Linked DNA regions of Mus musculus: region 2 is linked to region 1. A link is a contact called in ENCODE Hi-C data. All regions are on one chromosome and are shown on one strand. Each heading gives the region's core, a stretch centred on a gene start or an enhancer-like site at or near the end of the contact. The rest is flanking DNA. Distances are from core to core; before and after follow the strand shown. Region 1 holds the start of Cep20 (centrosomal protein 20). Region 2 holds the start of Mzt2 (mitotic spindle organizing protein 2).

Evidence for each region. A loop is a pair of places that touch in the nucleus more often than their neighbours do.
Region 2: a map of T-helper 1 cell shows a loop between it and region 1 (3-fold over the local background). The contact joins the promoter of Mzt2 here to the promoter of Cep20 in region 1. A Hi-C loop is called at or near these places in 2 of 37 maps with a recorded cell type or tissue (T-helper 1 cell and T-helper 17 cell).

What each region holds. Positions count from the first base shown.
Region 1 is chr16:14,314,957-14,320,090 of GRCm38, forward strand. Cep20 (centrosomal protein 20) reads right to left here and starts at 2,376. Exons shown (of 5, transcript NM_025345.2): 1 at 2,338-2,376. The coding sequence starts at 2,365.
Region 2 is chr16:15,860,289-15,865,422 of GRCm38, forward strand. Mzt2 (mitotic spindle organizing protein 2) reads right to left here and starts at 3,081. Exons shown (of 3, transcript NM_029354.3): 1 at 2,460-3,081; 2 at 2,110-2,255. The coding sequence starts at 2,635. Gm41425 (a long non-coding RNA gene) reads left to right here and starts at 3,149. Exons shown (of 3, transcript XR_875934.2): 1 at 3,149-3,223.

The DNA of each region.
Region 1 (5,134 bases), core at 1,126-3,625:
CTCTTGTACACATGCGCACACACACACACACACACACACACACACACACACACACACACACGCACATGCGCGGGCGCGCGTGCAACACAACGGCTGAGAGGGAGAGGGAGGGAGGGAGAGAGAGAGGGAGAGAAAGAGAGAGAGAAACACAAAAATAAATCTTAAAAAAAAAAGAAATGTAATGATACTCGAATAAGGGACTATACCACTGCTAACTTATGGAGTCAGGAGTATGCATGTCAAATGTAACCTTATGTCTTGAAAAGGTACACTGTGACAAACATCAAAAGTTGAAATAAGTATACAGACTGAGTATAGAAAATGGGCTAGGGTTGAGCTGTCATCATCCCTTAACAGTAATATGGAACCTTCCTTTCTCAAATAGTCTTTTGTGACTAAACAGCAATTTTAGAAAATCAACATAATGCCTAGAATACAGTTAAGAACCCACTAAATATTTATAATATAGTACCTTACATTATTGATGAAAACTGTAGGTTAATAGTGCACTTTGCTCTGCCGATGGCAAAGGCATTAATATGCCACAATAATTAAAACCCATAGAGCAGTTCGGAAACATTTAGGTACATATAAGCAGAGTTTCTGATCTTTAGTAACTAACAACAGTCCTTGGCCACGTGATCGAGGATAGCCACTCTTAGACTTTTCACTTTTCTTCTCTTTTATTTCTAAAGCACTCCTTCAACCTTTCTACAGGTGTCAACCAATTATACTCTGAAACAGGTCCATAAAAGGACAGCTTTATCTTAAGATCATAACACAATCCCCGTTCTCTAGTTCCATCTTTGGAAATTAAGGGAAAGAGTCTTTTCTACTGGCAAGCATCCTGTCCCAGTTACTCTGAAGTACACACAGTACAGCCTCAAACTTTGCAGAAAACGCAAAGTAATGAGCTGGATTTGGGAAACGCAGCATGTCCTTCATACTTGGTGGCAGATTCCTAAACCATGCCTCAGCTGCCTTCTCCGAGGTAATGAACTCTACTTCTCAGAGAAAGAGCTAGGTGAAATGGAAGAGGTTTTAGACCAGTAAAAGCCCAGAAAATGTAAGATCACTGATTAGGAACAAGTTTTTATTACTTTTCTCTCAGACACAAAGCATACCAAGAACCAGAGAACGCAGAAGAACATATATAAGGAGGTCCCCCTCAATTTGTAGGGATAACCTCTGGGCTCTTTTATCATTTTGCTACTTGTAGTCTTATGCTTACAATGCTATTATTATAAAAATGCCTTCAGGAATTGGTCTTAACCCAACTTCTTTTCCATAGACTTTATCTTGAAATCCTATGAAAAGTTTATACAATATACATGTACTATGTATACTCCCATCCCCAGAACAGCTCATTGACTCATGTGAAGTCCCTCCTGGGGACTGAGGTATGTCTGCTTTTGGAATGCTCACCAGCAGTGTCCCCAATACATATGCAGTCAATAGTTACTACATCTTAGTCTCCAAACTATTCCATTTGGTTCTCTCCAGATTTCCATTACCGTTGGCTTAGTCTCTGAATTCCTTGACACTCAGAACTAGGTTTATTCTACGGGAAGCAGAATGGCATGATTAAGCCAGTGCACCTTATGGGGTTTCCACACGAGTCGATTTCTATCTAAATTATCGTGGATGAAATATTCCAACTCTCATGTATGAAATGGACATAGCGTTGCTACACAGAATCAAGTTGGATGAGTTGTTAAGGGTCTGATAGAATCACATACTGAACCTTAACTCCAATTACAACTCAAACGTTAACTCTAATTACTATTCAGAGTTAACAGTATACACGCGTTATTGATGTCTACTCCTTGTTTTGTAGTCCTGGGGATGGAACCTGCATGCACCCTGCACACAACCAACCATTTTGGAAAACCTCTTCCGAAAAATCCTGAAGAGCCGCCAGGATGGACAACTCTGTCTCAGGTTTCTGCCAAAGGACAAGGAGGACCTAGCCATACGTTGTCGTCCGGATGGGCTAGCCGTGCAAATCATTGGGAAGTGTGTCTGTCACCAAATCGTGGCTGTGGTGTTGTCGTGGTCAGCTCGGAACGCAGGCCTTTGGGCGCTGTCTGCTCAGTAGGGTTCTAAGAGATACCCAGAGGTCCTGAGGGGACAACAGATACCAGTCCCTTCCTCCAGCTCAAAGGCTGGCCCTAACATAGCGCATGCGCAAAGGCCGCCCCTGGTGGGCCCTGCCACCCTAGAACGACCCTGGAAAAAGATGAGCCGATGTCCCGCGCGCTCTCCTTCTGTCCCATCCCTATCATATACGGAAGGTTCGACGCTTCCCGCAACCGAGCATCCCCTCAATGCACTCACCAGCTTTCAGTTCCGTAACAGTCGCCATTTTTCAACGGCTGCTGGTGCCACGCCTCTCCAGTGCGTACGCACGGCTCTCGGCGCGGCCTCCAACCAATAGGAGTATGGCTCTGCTAGACCGCGTCTGTGCCTGCGCTCCGGTGATTGGCGAGCCGCCACATGAGACTCCACCAATCAGCGACCGTGTGAGGCGGGCTACACTGCAGAAAAGCTTGGAGCCAGAGCCAAATCTGTACCCAACTGCTTTGCCTTTTGTCGCCGCCCAAGTCCTACAGGTCAAGGTGCTGATTGTTCACCTCCCCTCCCCGCACCTTGGCAGGCTTTGTGCTCAGTCCGAGTCCCAGACACAACCCAGCGTCAGAATTACCTGGAAGACTGGTTAGAACAGACTGCTCTGACCCACCCTTGGGTCTTTCTGAGGCACGGACCAAGAGTTGGTTTTTCTGTCAACTTCCAGAATGCTGTGGATGGATGCTGTTAGTCTGAGAAGTGCCACCTTAAAAATCATCTTACACGGCACCCACTCGAAAGTGAACACTAGGAAGTCTTTACACGCCTCAGGTCAATGATGCCCGTTATACAGAGGAGGAAGTTGAGTGTCTAAAGGAAGATCACTGGCAAATGGTGGAGCAGGTGATAACCTAAACCCAGGCCAGCATCTCTTCAAAGCTTGCTCTCTACACTACCGTTAACACCGAGTACATTTGGAATCCTCGAGTTGTTTGTGGAAACAGCTGATAAAAGATTAAGAAGAACAAACATGGGAATAATACATTCAAAATGTGAGGCAGTATAATGGCAGTTGACTCTCCAGGGAGTCTAAGACACTGGACCCTTAAAATTCTGGACAGCCCAATAGTGGAAGTCTATGAGTGGATGCTAGTGAGCATATTTTCGAGGAAGTAAACTGTAAGAAATAGAAAATATAGACTTTAAAAGAAATCATTGGGTGTTTGTTTGTTTTTGTCTCATCTTGTAGTCCACGCTATCTGGGCATTCACTCTGTAGCTCAGGCTGACATTGAACTAACAACAAACACTCTTTTTGCCTCATTCTCAAAGTGATGAACGCCCCTATACTGCCACAACTTGGTTTTGTTTTTAAATTTGCCTCAGGGAGATAGATGTATGTTCTTCCTAAGATTAGCTTTGTTTTGTTTTTTTTCTGAAGTGCACAGGGTGGCTTTGAATTAGCCCTCCTTTCTTTAGCCTCCCAAGTGCTGCAATGACAGGAGTACATCACCATATCAGGCTTCTGAGATATTTCTTAAAGTGGGTAGCAGTTTTAAAGTTTGAAATCCATTTAGAGGAATGGCTCAGTGAATAAAGTTCTTGCTGCATAAATTTGAAGACCTGAGTAACCTTCGAAACCTGTTCTGTAGCCTTAGAATGGTCTTACTCAGTTAGGCTTTCCTATTTTGTAAAACCATGGTGCCTGAATACTTGGTCAGTAGCTCAGGAAATTAGAAGGATTAACCAATTCTACAGGTGAACAGCACTATTGATATACTGATGAGGAATTCCAGAGGCAAAGCATTATGTGACTTAGTATTCTCACCATGCTCACCAAAAATAGATACAGAGCCGTCATCTCAAACTTTCCCTTAACCTTCTTAACCTCACTTCTTCCCTAACCTTCTGGGGTCAGAGTGGGCTCCGCCTCTATCTTGGGAGTGAGTAGGGCCGAGAATGGGGAAAGGCACAAATTAAAAGAAAGTTTCCAAGTAGATATACATGACACTGGCCCACTCATAATGCCAAGGTTATATCAACTTTTTAGAGACAAGACTTCTCTGTGCCTGGTCCCTCTTGGGGTCAGTTGGAGCTTGGGTCAGTCATGTAGGATTCCCTTACCATGGAGCTTCCCAAGGAGAGGGGAGGCTGTGGTGAGGCTGCTTAGAAGACCACCTTTCAGGCTGGCGAGATGGCTCAGTGGTTAAGAGCACTGACTGCTCTTCTGAAGATCCAGAGTTCAAATCCCAGCAACCACATTGTGGCTCATAACCATCCATAATGAGATCTGACACCCTCTTCTGGAGTGTCTGAAGACAGCTACAGTGTTCTTACATATAATAATAAATAAATCTTTGGGCCAGAGTGAGCAGAGGTCCTGAGTTCAATTCCCAGCAACCACATGCTGGCTCACAACCATCTGTACAGCTACAGTGTACTCATATACATTATATAAATAAATAGCCGGGCGTGGTGTCAGACGCCTTTAATCCCAGCACTCGGGAGGCAGAGGCAGGCGGATTTCTGAGTTCGAGGCCAGCCTGGTCTACAAAGTGAGTGTTCCGGGACAGCCAGGGCTATATAGAGAAACCCTGTCTCGAAAATAAATAAATAAATAAATAAATAAATAAATAAATTAGAAGAAGAAGAAGAAGAAGAAGAAGAAGAAGAAGAAGAAGAAGAAGAAGAAGAAGACGTCAACCTTTCTCCTTCCCTGCAGTGTTGATTGCAAGAGTGCTCTCTCAAGTCTATAGCACACATGAGCACCCTCTGGAACTTCCCAAGGAATCTGGCACTCTATTTAGTGACAAGTCATCTTCCTCTGATCCCCATCTGGCTCTACGCCCCAAGGTGTGCCAGGTGACTCATGGATCAGTCATGTCACAGCAGAGGGTGGCTTGCATTGTACCTGGAACCAACAGAAAGGCTGAACTCAACCAACAGAAAGGCTAAACTCACCAGCATCATGACATTGAGGACTGCCTGCTAACTCTGTCATCCACAGCAGGTGCCCAGGCCAGCTGCATCGAGTGACAGAAAACCCTGTCTATTTCACCTGTGTCTTT
Region 2 (5,134 bases), core at 1,831-4,330, 1.5 Mb after region 1:
CAATCTAGGCGGACCTGCTGCATCAAGATGCCTGCAGCATTGTACAGACTCGCGGGGCTGAACAGTATCTAACTCACAGCCTGAAGCAATACCAATCTAGTTCCTCCAGGAAAGCTATGACAAACCTCAATGGTCACAAACTTGACATGACAGGCCATCACATGCCTCCAGCTGGATCAGTCTGACCACACCTATTACTTTTTCCGTTCCATACTTGGTCATTGTGCATATGGATGCTAAGATACACAGAAGTCAGTGATCTCTATGCCTCACTTGGTAGCCTATGAGCTACAGGTCCAGCCCCACCTGTGCTCCACAACACCCAGTATTCCTAAGCTTCCTTTTTTCACAATGTCCCTCGGGACTTTCTAGTCTCCAGAGCTAACAAGTCTGTGGTTCCTGTCCTCACCAGGTAGTTCTCATTTCATCCTGTAGTCCATCTCCAATCCTTCTCCTCAGCCTTCTCAACCTAAAGGTGGCACCTGGGAGAGAGAGCAGCAACATGGGAAGGCTATGGAAGAGGGACAGCTAGAAAAGCCCTGGGAACTCACACACCCTGGGAACTCATGCACCCTGGGAACTCATGCACCCTGGGAACTCACACACCCTGATACTGGACCCATACTGCCAATACCTGCAGAGGTACCTCAGGCCACAAATGAGGTATGAAAGAAAACTCAGTTTACAAGTAGATGTGTATGACCACAAAATGTCATTCTTAATGGTGTTGTCAAGGAGGCTAGGGAGAGGCATCTGTTCCCTACGCCATACTTGCAATCAGCCAAGGGACAGTGTTGAAGAGGCTGAGGTCATGTTCCCAATAGCATACCATGATCCCTCATGTTTGTCCCTGACCTACATCCTCTGCCTGGGTAGGGATCTTTAAAGTGTGCAAGTGTGGGGGTGTTGGATGATCCGGGGGCACCGGTACAATTGCATATTCTAAAAGTACTGTGTCTTTGATAGACTAAGCAAGAAAACATGTCCTTGTTCTGAGTTGCATGGCTGGGATGGCCTACAGTGCCCTGGTATTGTAGCTCAAAGCTGCCCTGGCCTTGTGGGACAATGGCAACTTCCAGCGGCAGAGTGCACATCAACACCAAACCCACAGATTAGACAATCAAATGCCTGTGACAGGAGAAGATGGGCAGCAAGAGAACCAGGGTGAGGGGTGGGGGCAGGGAGGCAGGTGCTTGGGAGGAGGGCCATGGAGCAGACCTGGAGAGGCTGCAGGCCTGAGGGAAAGGTTACCCTTGTTTCTCTTCCACAAAGAGAAAGGGTGATAGAGGCCAGAGACACACATTGATCAGAAAGTGGGTGGGTCAGCGTGTATGTGTGAGTCCCCAGGCCTGACAGTCTGCCTTCACTGGGCCAGACTGCTCACTTTACCCCACCTGGATTCCTTCCATGTGGTTCTTGCACTTACAGGCAGGAAATGAGCACTGGACTTGCATCCACTTGTCTGGGAGGACAAGCTGTATTTCAGAGGGTCCGACAGGCAGAGAGAACAGATGTAACAGATAGGATGGGCAGGCTGGAGGACCTGAGATCCCTGTTACACTCTGCTCACCACCATCTGCTTACACCTGGTCCCACTCATGACCAGGCCATTCACACCTGAGAACTGGGTGAATCTTTCTGTCAGACCTCTACTTTTTGTCCCAAAGGAATCAGATGGCTTCAGTCCTGCAACCCAAAAAAATCCCCAGATGAGAGGTGTTCGGGCCTGGCCTGAGATGAACAGGAGCTAGACGTGGCCCTCGGAGGGGGAGGCGTTGTCTGCTCTGCTCTCTGAACACTTCCTTGAGGCTGTGTGGTAGATGGAGACCAAAGCCATGTTTATTCCTCTACCTGTGCAATGGAGGCATGATGAAGAGGTGAGAGGGAGTCAGAAAGACCAAGTCTAGCTTGCTTGGACCAGTCTTTGGTCCAGCAGTACAATCCGAAAGGTGGAGCCAACTAAAGTCCCTGAAAGGTGGATGGGTCTGCAGACCTTGGGAGGAGGCCTATAGACAGGTTGAGCAATTCTAAGACAAGCCGGCACGAGGTTCTCTACTCCTTCCCCACCTCGGCCACCCTCTAGGCAGAAGTACCCAGCCCATCTCTAACCTCGGGTCTCTGATGTGGATGTAGACAGAGATATGGGCACCGAGTCCTGGGGATCGCTTGCCAGCCGCTGCCCAGCACACATGGACTTCAGCATCTGGAAGACGGCGAGGGGAGCCACATTCAGATTCAGCAAGTCCACCAGGATCCTGGGGAAACAAATGCAGTGCTTAGCGAATACTGAAAGCCACAGGGCGGACATGCTCTAGGAGTCGCGCCAGCTGGGTCACCGTCTTGAAACCCCTTAAAGAGACACGGATATCTTAGAGTAGCAGATGCAGGAATGAGGAGTCCTAAAGCCGGCATTATCTGTAGGGAGTATGAGCTCAAAGTCCCGACCCCCGCTTTCTCACTTGAACACATCGGGGTCGATGGCGGCGCCAGCAGCCTGAGCTAGCTCGTACAGCTCCATCTCCTCGGCCCCCAGCACTTTCTTCCGCCGAAGCGCCAGCTTCTGCAGCGTTGCTGTCTCCAATCCTGTGGAAACCGCGAGTGCAGCACCACCAGCAGCAGCCGCCGCCGCCGCCATTCGTATAGCCTGAAAAGGGATCTGTGTTGGACAGAGTCTCTGCAAGTCAACAGCTCCAGCACCGAGGCGAGAGTTCCAAGAGGCCTTTACACAGTCGGTTACTTGACTTGTTCGGAACGTCTACTGTGCACAGGGCAGTGTGCTAGGCATGGGGTGGGGTGGTGGGAAGCTGATCACTGCCTGACGATCAGACTTGGACTGCTGGCTTAGGTAGCAGACCCCAGAATAGTACCTGGCATATACCGGGTACTTAGCAAATGCCTGTTGGATGACGAGTATTCACGATCTCGTGTAATTACCAGTTCTGTTGACGGTCCCTAAACAGCTTTGCTTTTAAACGGATACGCACTCCTGTCCCCCGACCCCGAAATACATAAACTTGGGGAGTAAAGAGCAACTGAGGACGTCACTGCGCACGCGCCTTGTGGCCAACTGCTTCTGCACTTGATTGGCTTTTGCTTTTGCAGGCGCTTTTCCCGGGAGGTTGAGCCGCTTTTCCCAGTAGGCAGGGGTGTGGCCTGACGCGCAGCTTGATGACGCTATTTCCGGGTTGTGTGTCTGGATAGCGGCGTCTATTTCTGAAGATAGGTAGGATGGTCATTTTGAACTCAACACGTTAGCTTGGCCGGTGTGTTGAGAACTGCAAATGTTTGGCCGGTTACCATGATTGTCACTGCCATCGGGAAAGAGTGGACCGGGGGAGCCGTCCAGAAGTGCCTACACAGTGAAAGGGGACCAGGAGGGGCATCTAAAATTTGTGCGGGGGCACTCTTGGAGATATTTTGTCTCCTGATGCTTTGTCCATTTTACATTACTAGTCTTTTGCATATGTGTGTGTATCCGTATGTGTATGTTTGTTGATTGGTGTTTTTATTTTTTCAATTTGTTTTATTCTGGCTTGATTTTTTTTAAATGTGCCTATTTGCTAGAAAAGAGAGGAGGGAGAGAGAGAGAGAGAGAACTTGAGAAGGTAGGGAAGTGGCAAAGTTCAGGGAGGAGGTAAGGGAGGGAAATCATGATCAGATTATAGAGTATGAAAAAATATTTTCAATATAAAAATATATTGGGTGAATAGTCTTCATTCTTAGGGGAAAACGTATTCATTACCGGGAAGGGGAGAATTTAGAGCATCTAGTCAGTTCTCAGCCTTCCTTCTTTCTTCCTTATACTGAACACAGCTTCCCTGGTTCTGCACTTCCGGTCTTCATATTTGGTGAACCTTTGGCCAGTCACCAAGGTCCAGATCTAAGGACTAAACACCATTTCCATGTTGAATGGTGCGTCTGTCACAGTGAGGACCATGGTGACAGTAAGCTGCTGGTGACTGTGAAGAGCCAGTGTGGGCTGTGGGGAATGAGTCTGGCTCCAGGAGCAGACATTACAGGATGTATGTGCATCTAATCTGGCACCTGCTTCCCAGGGTGGAACATCAGGTGCTTGTTTGCAGGATTCCAGAATATCTCAGGTTTTCGCAGAACTGTGGCCATGATGTAAATGTAGGGCCTCCCTGCCTCATTAGTTTATTGTAGGATTGATGGCTCCAGGAACCAGCTCCTATTGGTCAGAATGCCCAAGAGTACAAACTGGAGGCAAATCGAAGTGAGGCACAGCATCATCTCCCTAGCCAGACAACTGTTACCTGCATGCCATCAGCTCTGCCTGTTTGTAGGAGTATATCACCTCAGGTCCATGGATGGCCAGTGTCCATTCATAGAAGGAAGGTCAAGGTAGGGTCATTGGACCCTCACATAAGTCACTCCGCCATTTTCATATAATTCTGACATAATCATACATGGCCTCAACTTTAGGAAAGTCCAGAGGACTAAATTGCACAGACTTAGAGACCTTAATAAAGGGCTCTTGTACTAATACGCACTTAAAAATTCAAACATTTATGTACACACAACATGCTCATACAAAATCTCTCTCTCTCTCTCTCTCTCTCTCTCTCTCTCACACACACACACACACACACACACACACACACACACACTGTCTTGGCTAGTGTTTTGCCAACACGACACAAGATAGAGTCATCTGGGAAGATCCTCCATTGAGAAAATGACCCTATCAGATGGCCTGTGGGCAAGCCTGGGGTGCATCTTTTTTTTAATTGATGACTGATACCAGAATGCCCAGGTGACTATGGCTGGTACCGCACCTGGGCATGTGGTCCCGGATGGTATATCAGAGCAGGTTAAGCTAGCAATGGGAAATAAGCCAGCAACATTTCTCCATGGCCTTTGCACCAGCTCCTACCTTTGTGTTCTGTCTTGAGTTCAGGCCCTGATTTCCACAGATGATGGATCACAACTTGTGAGATAATATGAGCCCTTTTCTCCCCAAGTTGATTTTGGTCATGGTGTTTTATCAAAAGAATAGAAGCCCTAACTAAGGCCCATATTGTTACGTATTCTTTCACACTGTTATACTCTCAGATGCTCACATGTGACTCAGTGTCATATACATTCACAACCATGTTGCATGCAAGTATATATT